Linked DNA regions of Homo sapiens: region 2 is linked to region 1. The links are chromatin loops, found by intact Hi-C in ENCODE. Cell type or tissue: PC-3. All regions are shown on one strand.

Evidence for each region. Peaks named below come from ENCODE experiments on the same cell type or tissue, not always from the same donor. Only the 100,000 strongest peaks of a DNase experiment are listed, where the experiment ranks them.
Region 2: a loop joins it to region 1, with 2.1 times the contacts of the local background. A loop is called at or near these places in 2 of 110 quality-filtered maps.

Annotation. Positions count from the first base shown.
Region 1 is chr14:97,160,084-97,168,083 of GRCh38, forward strand. No RefSeq gene overlaps it. Among named protein-coding and RNA genes, the nearest start is that of LINC02304, 9.2 kb to the left of the region's middle. In PC-3, a CTCF peak has its summit at 4,173 (motif pointing right); a DNase peak (open chromatin) is centred at 6,628; H3K4me3 peaks cover 768 bases; H3K27ac peaks cover 4,419 bases.
Region 2 is chr14:96,806,553-96,814,552 of GRCh38, forward strand. All of the region lies in intron 1 of VRK1 (VRK serine/threonine kinase 1), which reads left to right. Among named protein-coding and RNA genes, the nearest start is that of VRK1, 13 kb to the left of the region's middle. In PC-3, no CTCF peak of the experiment used is centred here; a DNase peak (open chromatin) is centred at 4,929; H3K27ac peaks cover 479 bases.

The DNA of each region.
Region 1 (8,000 bases):
TGCCCAGTGCTGTGGCACTGGGTATTTGCCGGAGCTCATCCAGGGAAGCTCTTTTGCATACTGCCTGACACATGGTTGGTGCTCAGTGTAACCTCATCTTTTTTGCCTCCATAGCTGTTGCTGCTATTCTAGGCTCTGCTTCTATCATCATAGAGCTGTGACACTTGGGAAAGGGCCCTTCACCTTTCTGAGCCTCAGTTTCCCCATGTGATTGCCAAGGGCACCTTTAGGATGGCCATTCAATGACTCCCCCACCTGGTTTCACCTCTTCTGCCTGGACCACAGGCAAAGGGACAAGCAGCAGCATTGGGACATCTGGGGAAATGTCTTCAATATATAATATGGAACTTTCGGGGGTCTGGCTTCAAGTTCATAACATTGGAGGATTAAAAGGAAAATGGTAATGAAATGGTGATATTAGGGAAGCTCACTGGGCTGTAGAGATGGGACAGGATGCCGTGTGAGGAGCAGCCTGCACAGGCAGGGGCTGGGGCAATTGAATGGGCCCAGGAGTGAGATGTCCACAGGTTTGACTCCTGGCTTGACCGCACACTACCATAGACCTCACCCAAGCAATTTGACCTCAATTTTTCTCATCTGTAAAATGGAGAGATAACAGTATCTACCTTATACTATGGGTAAGGATTAAGTGAGATAATACAATGACAATGAAATGCCCAGTTAGTGGTGAACACTGGGTCTGTGCTAGCACTTATTATTGTTATTGATCACCCATGGCTCCTACTCTATAGCTGGGAGGAGGCAAGATCTTTGTCCCTGGTGCGGCCCAGATTTAACCCCTACCTCCTTTCCTTCCCCAAAGACATGTGCTTAGCTCTGTAGGTGCTGGGGCTATATCTACTGAATACACTGAATAAGAAAACCCAGGGCTGCCCTCAAGGGGCTGTCTGTCTCCCTGCAGAGTCAGCCAAAGGAGACTGTGTTAAGAAGAGATGGTGCTATTCAGTTAGAATGGTGATCATTAAAAAGTCAGGAAACAATGGGTGCTGGAGAAGATGTAGAGAAATAGGAACACTTTTACACTGTTGGTGGGACTGTCAACTAGTTCAACCATTGTGGAAGACAGTGTGGCAATTCCTCAAGGATCTAGAACTAGAAATACCATTTTACCCAGCCATCCCATTACTGGGTATATACCCAAAGGATTATAAATCATGCTGTTATAAAGACACATGCACATGTATGTTTATTTTGGCACTGTTCACAATAGCAAAGACTTGGAACCAACCCAAATGTCCAACAATGATAGACTGGATTAAGAAAATGTGGCACATATACACCATGGAATACTATGCAGCCATAAAAAAGAATGAGTTCATGTCCTTTGTAGGGACATGGATGAAGCTAGAAACCATCATTCTGAGCAAACTATCACAAGGACTGAAAACCAAACACTGCATTTCTCACTCATAGGTGGGAATTGAACAATGAGAACACTTGGACACAGGGTGGGGAACATCACACACCAGGGCCTGTCATGGGGTGAGGGGAGGGGGGAGGGATAGCATTAGGAGATATGCCTAATGTGGATGACGAGTTAACGGGTGCAGCACACCAACATGGCACATGTATACATATGTAACAAACCTGCACGTTGTGCACATGTACCCTAGAACTTAAAATATAATAAATAAATGAATAATAAATAAATAAATAAAAGAAGAGATGGTGCTATTCATTCTGTATGGACAAGGCAGAATCAGGGAAGGCTTCTCAGAAGAGGTGACAGAGGAGCATGGTCTTATGGTAAGTGAAAGTATCTTAGTTCAGGCTGCTATAACAAAGATATTATAGACTGGACAATTTATAAACAATGAGCATTTATTTGTCACAGTTCTGGAGGCTGGGAAGTCCAAGATTAAGGAGCCAGCAAAGTCAGTGTCTGGGACCACTTTCTGGTTTACATACGGTGCCTTCTCACTGTGTCCTCACATGGCGGAAGGGATAAACAAGCTCCCTCGAACTTCTTTTACAAGGACACCAATCCCATTTGTGAGAGCTCCTTAAAGGCTCACCTCTTAATACCATCACACTGGGGACAGGTTTCAATGCAGGAATTTAGGGGGCACAAACACTCAGAGTGCAGCAGAAGGGAAGGCAAGCAGTTTGATTCAAGAACCTAAAGGGGCCAGAGGACGTGAACCGAGATGCACGTGTGGGAGGGAAGGCTTTCTGTTCAGAAACCAAGGGTTGGCAAATTACAGCCTGTAGTCACATCCAGCCTGAGCCTGTTTGTGTATGGCTTGCAAGCTGAGAACAGTTTTTACAATGAACATTTGCAGTTGATTTGAAGATAGGAAACACTATCAAATGTTAAATAAAATATTATCTCAAAAAATTCATTTTTCTTACGTGCAGACCTGTATGATAAAAAATAAATACACCCAACCATTCCATGTTTAATTTCATCAATAAAAATTTTGAGAAAAAATGTTTTCCCTCTTATTGTATAAGTATGTCATACTCTTGATTTTGCCTCTTAGTCTGCATTAGCTCATTTAAGCCTGTTTGTTGCCTGCACTAGGAAGGACAAACTGAAAAGCCTAAACTATGTATTAGATGTGGCTTTTTACAGAAAAAGTGTGCCACTCTCATCTTAAACTCTGGGAAGAGAAGAACTATTTCTATTCACTGAGTGCCTCGGCACTCCTAGGAATGTACCAGCACTTTCAGACGCACTGCTATTTTTTAAATCTTGATCATGACTTTGCAAATTTCACAAACAATGAAAGGAGGTCCTGTGAAGTCAAACGGCCTTCAAAAGTCACAAGATAGGAGTTGACAGAAGCGGGATTTGAACCCAGACCTTCTTGTTCCAGAGTCACCTTTCTGTCGACTACGCCCTGTTAGATCACCAAGGGTCAGCACCAGGTAATTTTAAGACAGGCAGATAAGGAATGCCACTATTCTTTCACTCATTCCATTGAGCCTCTTCTTAAAATCTTAAAAGAGCCATTCTGACTAAAAATCCCTGGGCCTCTCAGGTCTCCAGTTGCTCTCTTGAACTGGGGGATTGGCAGCTTAGACTTCAACGCCATTTTCTGAGTTCTCTGTAGAGGCCCCTGTGAGTTCTTTTTTTTTTGTTTTTTTTTTTTTTTTTCTTTTCTTTTTTGAGACAGAGTCTTGCTCTGTCACCCAGGCTGGAGTGCAGTGGTGCGATCTCAGCTCCCTGAAAGCTCCACCTCCCGGGTTCACACATTTCTCCTGCCTCAGGTGTGATCTCGGCTCACTGCAAGCTCCGCCTCCTGGGTTCACACCATTCTCCTGCCTCAGCCTCCCGAGTAGCTGGGACTACAGGCGCCCGCCACCATGCCCGGCTAATTTTTTCTATTTTCTATTTTTTAGTAGAGACGGGGTTTCACCGTGTTAGCCAGGATGGTTTCGATCTCCTGACCTTGTGATCCGCCCGCCTCGGCCTCCCAAAGTGCTGGGATTACAGGCGTGAGCCACCGCATCCGGCCGGCCCTTGTGAGCTCCAAAATTCCCTCCTCCACCACAAAGGTGGCTGACGGTCGCTGTGGGGTGTAGGCGGTCAAAGATGTAGCCTTTACAAACGTACGGACCCTGGCCTGGGCTCCACACCCCTGGCTGCTCCTTGCTGACATGGGGGAGAAAGACGACCCACCTTACTGAGAGCAGAGCTCACTGCAGTACTAGAGATGCTGGTTCCGCAGCTCTTGCAGCAGTGTGAGCAAGCCGGAATACATTTTAGAAAACTTAATGGAAAAGGAGAAAACACCCACATTAAGAAAACAAATCCGAGTGCCTTGGCGTGCCTTCAGACGCAGACTGTGGTGTGATAGTCATCTTTATTAACTTTCCATCCTGGACTGATCTCCAGTGACGGCACAATTATCATAGCCAGGCAATCGATACCTCATTAAGGGTAAGGCTCCAGAGGAGGAAGAGAGCAAACCTGGGTCTTTCTGAAATGCATTCCCCTCTTTTTAGGTTTCCTTGCTTGTATAAAGAGAAATAGTGCGTACTTGCCTCTGACAAACAAACACAGCCTTCCAGAGTTGAGGGAACCTCATTCCCGAAGGCGATTGTTAGCTGTGCAAGCCAAATGCCCTTGTCCTCCCCCGATGAAGGTCCCCGATGAATGGAGACATTTAGAAGTTTCCCATTTCTCTCTGATGTCAGAGATGTTTTAACCAGCTGGGGGCAGAATTACATTCTGGAAATTATAGGGGATGAGGGGAAAAAAAAAAAAAGTGAACATTACAAATACAGTAGTCTTTCGGATTCTGATCTTCACTATTAATGCATTATAAAACAACTTAAAAAATCCTATCAGGAGAAGTGATGTTTGAAGCCACGATATATTTTAAAAGTGTCAGGACATGGGCAAGTTTACATCTGACAAACAATTTAAATATTTCAATATATTTTATATCTTTAAAAAAAATTGCCAGGATCAAACCCAAGATGAAACTCTTTCATTTGGTACCTGGGTAGGAAAACATTGAGTTACAAATCTTTTTGACAATGTGGATTCTGGGTGTTACATAACCATTTTTAATCTTCTGAAATATTTCATTGCCTGGGAAAGCAAATCAGGGACTGGTATTGTGTGCTTTTAAATTCATTTGTCTTAACACCCTTTCACTTTCTTGTTCAGCTTTGATGGTGTGATTACTTCTCTACATAAATATAAGCCTGAATTCATTCTGGGTATAAGCCTTATCTCTTTCCTCAGTGGTGATAAGGGATGGAGAGGCCCCCTTTTTTTTTCCTGGTGGGCTTTAAAGTGAATTTAGTAGTGAATAGTGTCTGCTGTTTCAGAAAAGCCCATTTATTTCTCCTTATAATCAGAATAGCACAGACCACGGAGCCCAGCATTTCCTCATTCCAGGTTCAGACACAGGGAAGATTTATTGAGCATCTACTATGAATTGGACACCCTGCTAGGCATGGCCCTGCCAGGAGGAACAAGGCACACACCGTTGTCCTTTAGGGCTTGTCTGCATTAGCTTGTTTAAGCCTGTTTGTTGCCTGCACTAGGAAGGACAATTAACTTGCCCCCACTGTAGTCAGTGAGAGAGTGGGGAGTTAGACTCCAGGTTGTCTGAATCCAGTTTTTCCTTGCTGAGGACCCGGTCGAGGAGCAATGAGTGGGAGTAGGGAGGAAAAATCATGTCAGGCCATGGTAATGATGGGAGCTGGGGTCCCTGGAGGCAGGGAGGTGGGCGAATGGTTTGTCCTATGCTTTGCAATTGTCCTTAAGCTCATCACCAGGTTGGTGGTGGTGGTGGCAGGGCTGCAGGACGTGCTGGGTCAGCTCCTGGGTCATTCTAGATTGCCATGGAAAACCTTCCCCTACCGACATTTTATTTCTTCCAAAATTCCTTTTGCAGATTATTTCCCTTTCTTTTCTTCTTGGCTCTGTCAACCAAACAGTCTCAAAAGCAATGGGAGGTCCCCTCGCCCAGCTTTTCAATGCCTTGAAGGAAAAATGAAGCCCCCAGAAGGACTCAAGCTCCAGGGAAGTGCAGTTCCATGAATAACTCCCCTGGAATGCCTTAGCCAGAAAATGTCCAAAGCTGGTTCTGGCTGAGCTGGAGACGGAGAGACCTCCATGGACAGAAAGCCATGCCTTCTAGTTGCAGAGTGGCATCCTGGGGAGCAGAAATGTTCCATCTGGAGACAGTTCAGAAGGTAGGGTGGCCAGATTTAGCAAAGAAAGCTATAGGACTCCCAGTTAAATTAGAATTTCAGATAGACAACAAATAATATGACATTTGGGACATACTTATAAACATTATTTGTGTGTATCTGAAATTCAAATTTAACTGGGCCTCCTGAATTTAACCTGGTAGCCCTATCAGAAGGGTACACTCTGCTTCACTGGCCATGTCCTAACTGTTCTCTGTTCTGGTGCAAAGGAGCTAACTCATCCCTTGTATTCATTTATTTTTTATTTTTATTATAGTATTATTATTATTATTTTTGAGACGGAGTCTCACTCTGTTGCCAGGCTGGAGTGCAGTGGCATGGTCTTGGTTCACTACAACCTCTGCCTCCCGGGTTCAAGCGATTCTCCTGCCTCACCCTCCCGAGTAGCTGGGACTACAGGCGCACACCATCACACCCAGCTAATTTTTGAATTTTTAGTAGAGACGGGGTTTCACCATGTTGGCCAGAATGGTCTCGATCTCTTGACCTCGTGATCTGCCCGCCTCAGCTTCCCAAAGTGCTGAGATTACAGGCGTGAGCCACCACGTCTGGCCGTATTCATTTATTTAATTTTTTTTTAGTGATGACGGAAGAATCTATTTTAATTGGAAGGCGTGGCTTGGGGGGCTTTTCTTTCCTCTTCCAACTCTCTCAGTACTGTAGCCCCCAGGCCACCCCAGAAAAAGATATAAGAATACACTGTGAGTTGATTACAGCACTTCAGCTTTAAAACCAGGTCCCCAGTCCTCTCTTCCAAGCAGATAGGCACCCCCAGCCCCTCCCATGTAGAAATTCTGGAGCCTTACTGGCTTTAATCAAATGTGCTTTTAGTCTCACTCAGGCCAGTTAATCCCCATTTGTGGTGACTCCCCTGCTTATAGCAGACGCCGCTGGCGGCAGAGTCATCTTTATAAACGGCCATGGTGATCGCATCACACCTCTGCTTGCAAACCCTCGCCAGGAGATGACGTTGCTGTCACTAGAAATGACTCACCTGGAGAAGACATTTATGCAGCCAAAAGACATATGAAAAAATGCTCATCATTACTGGCCATCAGAGAAATGCAAATCAAAACCACAATGAGATACCATCTCACACCAGTTAGAATGGTGATCATTAAAAAGTCAGGAAACATCAGGTGCTTGAGAGGATGTGGAGAAATAGGAACACTTTTACACTGTTGGTGGGACTGTAAACTAGTTCAACCATTGTGGAAATCAGTGTGGTGATTCCTCAGGGATCTAGAACTAGAAATACCACTTGACCCAGCCATCCCATTACTGGGTATATACCCAAAGGACTATAAATCATGCTGCTATAAAGACACATGCACACGTATGTTTATTGAGGCATTATTCACAATAGCAAAGACTTGGAACCAACCCAAATGTCCAACAATGATAGACTGGATTAAGAAAATGTGGCTCATATACACCATGGAATACTATGCAGCCATAAAAAATGATGAGTTCATGTCCTTTGTAGGGACATGGATGAAATTGGAAATCATCATTCTCAGTAAACTATGGCAAGAACAAAAAACCAAACACCGCATATTCTCACTCATAGGTGGGAACTGAACAATGAGAACACATGGACACAGGAAGGGGAACATCACACTCTGGGGACTGTTGTGGGGTGGGGGGAGGGGGGAGGGATAGCATTAGGAGATATACCTAATGCTAGATGACGAGTTAGTGGGTGCAGCGCACCAGCATGGCACATGTATACATATGTAACTAGCCTGCACATTGTGCACATGTACCCTAAAACTTAAAGTATAATAATAATAAATTAAAAAAATTGTAGTATCCTTTAGTTTTAACAAAAAAATAAAAAATAAAAAAAAATAAAGACACATGCACACGTATGTTTATTGCAGCATTATTCACAATAGCAAAGACTTGGAACCGACCCAAATGTCCATCAATGATAGACTGGATTAAGAAAATGTGGCACATATACACCATGGAATACTATGCAGCCATAAAAAAGGATGAGTTCATGTCCTTTGTAGGGACATGGATGAAGCTGGAAACCATCATTCTCAGCAAACTATCACAAGGACAAAAAACCAAACACCGCATATTCTCACTCATAGGTGGGAATTGAACAATGAGAACACATGGACACAAGAAGGGGAATATCACACACTGAGGCCTGTTGTGGGGTGGGGGGAGAGGGAGGGGGAGGGATAGCATTAGGAGATATACCTAATGTAAATGACTAGTTAATGGGTGCAGCACACCAACATGGCACATGTATACATATGTAACAAACCTGCACGTAGTGCACATGTACC
Region 2 (8,000 bases), 350 kb before region 1:
GTTCAAATATTGACTGCTGTGTGACATTAGAGCAATTCAATTTAGCATCAAATCAAGGTAAAATAATACCTATCTTAGAGTTGTTGAATTAACTGCAAACTGTATACATGAGTCATTTGGTGTAATGTCTGGCCCACAGTAAGTGTTCAATAAATGTTTGTCATCATCATCATTTTCACTTTGATATACCTGAAGGTATTTTTCTCTGGAGAGGTATCTGAAACAAAACTTTTTTCAATTCACTCTCACTTCCCATCATTCCCCTCCCTCCCTCCCTCCCTTCCTTCCCTCCTTCCCTTCCTCTCGCTCTGTCAACCAGGCTGGAGTGCAGTGGTGCGATCATAGCTCACTGCCACCTTGATTTCCTGGGAGCAAATGATCCTCCTCCTGAGTAGCTGGAATGACAAGCCACCATTCCTGGCCCACCATTCTTGTGACATCATCACATGGTCTGGTCTATGATGAAATGCCTCCAACGACAGAGAACTCACTATCTCTAGGGCAGAATTTCTCAACCATGGGACTGTTGACATTTTACATGGGTCACTGTTTGTTCTCTGCACTGTGGGATGTTTAGTGGCATCTCTGGCTACAGAGACAAAATCATCTCTGGTTGAGAACCACTGCTCTAGAGACAGCCTATCCTATTTTTATTAAAGTTTTGACCATTAGAAAATTCTTTCTTACATTGAGTGGAAGTCTACTTAATTTCTTCTACTCACTTCTGCCTTTTGGAGAAATGTGGAACAGGCTGAATCCCTCTTCCACGTAACATCCTTTCAAATATGTGAAAATAGTCATCAAGTATTCTCAGTCTTTTTGATTTGAAACATCTCCAGTTCATTAGCTATTCCTTACATGGCATGGTTTCATGTCAGTTTACCACATTGGTGGCTTTCCTCTTTTTAAAAAAATTTCATTTTAAACTGTAGTGCTTTGAATTGAATTCTGTGCTCCAGACATGGCTTGATACGTGAGAAATAGAGTTGTATCTCTTGTTCTAGATATAACACTTTTCTTCTGTGAGTTAAGGGAAGAATATCACCTTCCTTCTTCTACATAATTTTATTAATATTAGCTATATCCTTTTGTGACCACATCATACATTGAACATAAAGTTGAATAAAATCCCTGCATCTATCTAAGCTATGTCTTTTCATCCTGTTTGTATGCATTAGTTTTGGGGTCCAACCATGGGAGCTTATGTTTGTCTTGTTAAATTTCTTTTTATTGAATTTAACTAACTGCAACTTTTAAAGATATTTTGGAATCCTAGTTCTTGGTTTAATTGGCAGTTTCTAGCCTAAAAGAACATGTATGTGATGATGCTATGCACTGAGATTGGAAATACAAGAGAAAGAAGTCACTCTCTCTGTCTCTCTCTTTCTCTGTCTCTCTCTCTGTCTCTCCCTCCCTCTCTCTCTGTCTCTCTCCCTCTCTCCCTCTCTCCCTCTCTCTCTCCCTCTGTGTGTGTGTGTGTGTGTGTGTGTGTGTGTGTGTGTGCATGTGATTGAAAAGAGATTGAGTATGGAAGCCTGGGTAATACCAATATTAAGAGGCAGCTGGGCAGAAAGGAAGTAAGAAAGGAGACCAAGAAGTGGTGGTCAAAAAGTTGGGATGAAAATAATAGGAGTATCTTGTAATGCTGGAGTGACTCTGTGTTAAGTACTGTGGTAGATACTTGAATAAAAAATGAATAGGACATGGTCCCTGCTTTCTGCCCCTGTTTTTGTTTAATTGTTCAGTTTATGGAACTGCCTAGTCAGTCATTCCTGAAGACTTGGAAGTCATCCTTTATTTCTCCCTCATACCCTTGCCTCTTTGGGTTACCAAGCTCCATTGATTAAAAAAATTTTTTTGAAGTGTAACAAAAAGGTGCAGAAGCATCAAGCTCAATTATTTTTAAAGTTTTACAAAGTGAACACCCTGTAATCACTACTACCCAGATCAAGATACTCATTTTCTAGCCCTCAGAAGCCCAGATTATGTGGGGATATCTTGCAGACAGTAGTTACTCCCACCCAAGGTAAACACGATTCTGACTTACATAACTATAGTTTTACCTGGTTTTGAACTCATGTGTAAATGGAATAATGCCCTCTGGACTTTTTTTTTTTTTTTTTGCTTGACTTCTTTTACTCGATGTTGTGTCTGAGATTCATTCATGTTGTTGCATGTAGTTTGTTATTTTTAAAAATAGCTCTGTAGTTGTGGTTATCTATCCCTGCATAACACACTAGTTTTGATTATTGGTTATTGCGTAACACACCACTCCAAACTTACTAGTGTAAAATAACAACCATTTTATTATGCTCATGGATTCTGTGGATTGGGAATTTGGTGGTTATGGCTTATCACTGCCCTACAATGCTTGGGGTCTAGAATCATTTAGAGGCTTCTCCACTTTCCTGTATGGTACCTTGACTAGAACGTCTAGAAGACTGGGATCATCTGATACTGTTGACCAAACCTACATGTGGGGTCAGGAGGTTTTGGCTTTTCACAGCATGTTGGCTGAGTACCTTGACTAGAACGTCTAGAAGACTGGGATCATCTGATACTATTGACCAAACCTACATGTGGGGTCAGGAGGTTTTGGCTTTTCACAGCATGTTGGCTGAGTGTCCAGAGGAAGCTTCCTGAGAGTGGCTTATCTTCAGAAGTCATATAATCTCACCTCCACCATACTCTATTGGTTGACAAAGACACAGCCTGCCTGGATTGAAGGGGAGGGGACATAGACCTCATGTCTTTATGAGAGGTGTGTCAAAGAATTTGTGGTCATTTTTAAAAACTACCACAAATTACATAGCAAAATTCATTTATTCATTCCATTTTAGGTATTTGAATAGTTTCTATTTTGAGGCAATTATGAACAATGTTGCTATAATCATATACTTATGTATATGTATGTATCTTTTGGCATACTTTTATATTCATTTTGGTTGGGTATATATGTAGGAGTAGAATTCCTGGTCAAAATGTATATGCATCTAGCTTGCTTGCTTGCTTGCTTTCTTTTTTTTTTTTTTTTTTCTGAAACGAAGTCTCCCTTTGTCACCCAGGCTGGAGTGCAGTGGTATGATCTTGGCTTACTGCAACCTCTGCCTCCCAGGTTCAAGTGATTCTCCTGCCTCAGTCTCACAAATAGCTGGGATTATAGGCGCCTGCCACCACGCCTGGCTCATTTTTGTATTTTTAGTAGAGACAGGGTTTCTCCATGTTGGCCAGACTGGACTCCAACTCCTGACCTCAAGTGATCTGCCTGCTTCGGCCTCCCTAAGCGCTGGGGTTACAGGTGTAAGCCACTGTACCTGGCCATGTGTCTAGTTTTAATAGACACTGCCAAATTGTTTTTCATCCTTGTTGTACCTATTTATACTTTTACCAACATATGAAAGTTCCGGTTACTCTGCAGCTTTGCTTCCCTTGATATTGTCAGTTAAATATTACAAAAAATTAATCACTAGTGGCTGTATAGAAGATCTTAGTGTGGTTTTCGTGGGCATTTCTCTAATCACTGATAATTTGAGCACTTCTTCATATGCTTGTTGGCCATTTGGATACCCTCTGTTATAAAGTTCCTGTTCAAGTCTTTTGTCCATTTTCAACAGATTGGATTGTCTTTTTTCTTATTGAAATGTGGAGTTTATAAGGTATCTGGATATGAATCCTTTGTCGAATATGTGAATTATAAAAATCTTCCTGTCTTACAGCTTGTCATTTCACTCTCATAAAGTTTTTGATGAACTGAAATTCTGAATTTTAATCAATTCCAATGTATCCATCTTTTCCTTTACGGGTAGTGTTTTTTTGTGTTTAAGAAGTTTTTGCTACTCTAGGGCGATGAAGCTATTTTCTTATGTTATCTTCTAGAAGCTTTAGTATTTTGCCTTTCAGATTTAGGTCAAAGTCCCCAGGAATTTGTTTGTGTGTTATGAGGTAGGGATCAAGCCTTCTTTTACTTTTTTCATATGGTTATCTATACAAGTAGTAACAGGTGGCATTGGGTCTGTTGGACACAAGCCTGGGAGTTAGGATTCCAGTATTCTCCACCTTAGATTACCTTTAATGAGCCTTCTGCACTTGGGCATATTCTTAAATCCGTCTTGACTCAGCTTCATTTGTGAAATGAAGGATTTGAATGGAATGTTTTCTGATTTTCATTCTGACTGTGGTTTGTTAGATCTCTACCTACTTTTGTAGTTGTATTGAGGCTTGTTAGAATCTTCTTATATCTGGATTGTGTTATCTAAAATATTCATAACATCTCCCAGCTTTATGTTGTTCCCAGTTCGAATGTGCTATCTAGAACTTAGCTGCTGATGAAAGATAGTTTTATTGATCACGTTGGCAAGTCCAAGATCACCTGTTCTTCTGATTTTTTTTTTTAATTTTTTTTTGAGATGGAGTGTCACTCTGTTGATAGTGCAGTGGCGCTATCTCGGCTCACTGCAACCTCCGCCTCCTGGGTTCAAGCGGTTCTCCCACCTCAGCCTCCCAAGTAGCTGGGATTACAGGTGCACGCCACCACGCCCAGCTAATTTTTTGAATTTTTAGTGGAGATGGGATCTCACCATGTTGGCCAGGCTGGTCTTGAACTCCTGACCTCAAGTGATCCACCCACCTTGGCCTCCCAAAGTGCAGGGATTACAGGTGTGAGCCACCGCGCCCAGCCTCTGATCTTACTAATATACTGTGTCCCTTGCCAGGAGCTCATCATGCTTTGTTTAGTAAGTCATGGTAGAAGACACCAATTCCATTAACAAAAAAATTAGCTATCTCCTGCAGAAGGGAGCAAATTCCATTTTTGAAAGTCATCTGCACATACTATTCATCTTACTTGTCCCTACCTTCAGTTTCGTACTTGAACTTTTAAGAATCACATACACAGCATAGAGTTTCATGAATCAGCAGAAGTCATTCAAGATCAGTGAGTTGTAGTCTTGGCAAATTCTCTCTTCCATCTTGGAAAGTGGCATACGTTCCAAATTACTGTATAATATGTTTGTGTCTCTAAGAAGAGTGAGTCAGGAACTACCCTGGATGACAGAACAGAAAATCTACCATTTGCTGGTTTCTTTGTGTTCTTAGTGGCCTGCTTTGAGGTGCTTTTAACCCTTCTTTGAAAATATTTAGTTTAGTTTCCACAGAACGCTATAATCCAGTGTAGCTATTTTTCTTTGTTATCCTTGCTATCACATTTTCCCTCTCATTAACCTTTTTTTTTTTAAAGCAAACAGCTTTAGTGAGATATAACTTACATACCATACAATTCATTCATTAAAAGGTATAATTCAGTAGCTTTTAGTGTATGCACAGGACTGTAACCATCACCATAATCTAATTTTAGAATGCTTTCATCAGTACTAAAACCCCCTACTCATTAACAGTCATTCTCCATTCCCTACTTGATCCCTAAGAAACCACGAATAGTTTTGTCTATAAATTTATCAATTCTGGAAATTTTACGTAATTGGAATCATATAATATGTAGTGTTTTGTGACCAGTTTCTTAACGTGTGTTCAGGGTTCATCCCTGTTGTACATGTGTTAATACTTTATTTCTTTTTATTGCTGAATAATATTCCATTGTATAGGTGTACCAAATTTGATTTATCCATTCATCAGTTGAAGGACTTTGGGGTTGCTTTTGCTTTTTGACTATTATGATTAGTGCTGCTATGGACATTTATGTACAAGTTGTTGTGTGGGTATGTGTTTTCATTTCTCTTGAGTATACCTAGGTAATTCTTTAAGTTCTTTAGGGACTACCAAACTTTCCCAAAGTGGCTGTATTGTTTTATATTCTTACTAACAATCTGTAAGGATTCAGATCTCTCTAGATCCTACCAAAACTTGTTACTGTCTTTTTGTTTATATATGTCCTAGTGGGTAGGAAGTGGCATCTCGTTGTGGTCTTGACTTTCATTTCCCTAACAACTAATGATACTGAGCATCTTTTTGTTTGCTTGTTGGCCATTTGTTTATCTGTTTTGGAGAAATGTCTGTCCAAATCCTTTACCCATTTTTAAACTGGCTTAGTTGTCTTTTTGAGTTCATTAACCTTTTAATGTTCACTCTGATTTACTTTTAACTCAAAATGTTTTTTCTTTTTCTTCCATTTTGTTCAGAGACTGTTCGTTCTGTATTAAGCAGGATGGTTAAGAGGGTTTTCAAGCCCTTTTATGTTTTCTTGGCAACAGGTTCCATTAGCAACATACATACATGTGGATTACTTTAGATTGGAAAATGTACATCTACTGGTTATTGGAATAGATCATTTGTGGTTCATACTGGTTATATTAATAAAATGAACTCTGCTCCTTTTCCTACAAACCAGTAGGTAAAATGCTTGGCTTTGACTTTAATCCTAGCCTTTCATTTTACAGGTAAGGAAAAAAGACCTGGAGAAGTTGGGTCTTGTCTTAAGTTCACAACAGGTAGACCTGGACCATGACTTTAATTCAGCCCATTCTTAAGAACTATCAGTTGGTTTCACATCATGTGGCAGATATGTTAGATTGAAGGGATACCAAGGTAAGACAGGGTCCCTGATTTGGCGATCCTCACAAACTGTGTCACAAGAGATTGACATATACATAACTAATGGTAATACAGTATCACAATTGCTGTGAATTGTGAACAAGGGTGTGTAGTCAGTCCAGTGCTCTTAACACTGCTCGGTGCTGACTGGGATTTTCACCTTACTTTCTTTTGCATATAGGCAGAATTAGATTCTTGAGTAGTTGATTTTGTTTGGGTCATTTAGTAAGAAATGATAACACAAATGCCATCATTCAAACCCTGAGATTACAGAAGAAACAGACTTTAGAATCTTCAGGGTTTTGGACTAGAATCTAGAAGATAGTCTCATTAAGTGCATATTTTATATGTATTATTTTCTTAGCTTTTTTCATATATTCTTCAGTGGCGTATACATCAAGTTTTTTTCAGCTGAATTTGTGTTAGTATATTAAAAAAACAAAACTTTTCGGAAGACGTTTTATTTACATCAGTGATTTATTTCATTACTACGTTTGTCCTTTGGATTTTTGGAAGTCATATTTCTTTTCACTTGACAGAGTTAGGCCATGGGATATGTATTTATAGTAATGTGTGAGTATGTTTAGGTTTGATCTTTTATACTATTTTTATGGCATTTATATTTATGGCTGTGTTATTAGTCATTAAAGCAAATATTTTTCCACCTTAAGACTTCTTGTTTTGCACATGATTTATTCTGCAGTATGTGCTCTCTTTTAATTAGCAAAAAGGCATTTTTACAAAAATTACACTTTCCTTGCAACTTACTGGTTGTAAGGCCGTGGACAAATTATTTAATTTCACTTATCCTTGGTTTCCTTATATAATGATACAGTCAGTATCATTATACCTTTGTTTTATGGTTATCCTAAGAATTAGAGATAATGTGTTTAAGTTACCCAGCATATAGCTTGCCATATAGATGCTTGAATATTGATGGTATTAATTGTAATATATTAGTTCATTTATACATAAGAGCTATAAATTCTAGTTAATGGTTAATCGATTCTTTGTGATATAGATTACTCATTTAGGATTAATTGAGCAAAAATAAGTGATCATATTAATGTAAGAACTTGATATCAGTATTCATTTTCAGTTACTTGTCTTTTAGAGACTGTAGTACTTTAAAGACTAGAGACTATTGCTCTTTAAAGACTGACCTCATCTTTATCTTCAAAACATGAAGGTATGATCCTGTCTGCAGATTAAGGTATTGAGAGTTATTTTTCTATGTTGTCAATTGCAGTGTTTTAACTTGTGGCAGTTGACAGGGCTGACTGTGTTGATCCTGATGCTTTAGAAGCACTGGTAAATTCTAGACTAATATTGGAAAGAATTACTTGACATTTTATTTACTAAAGTTCTTTTTGTTATTCATGAAGAATTCTTAAAAAATACCTCAATTGAAAAATTAATACATGCACACAATAATAAATTTAGACAATATAAAA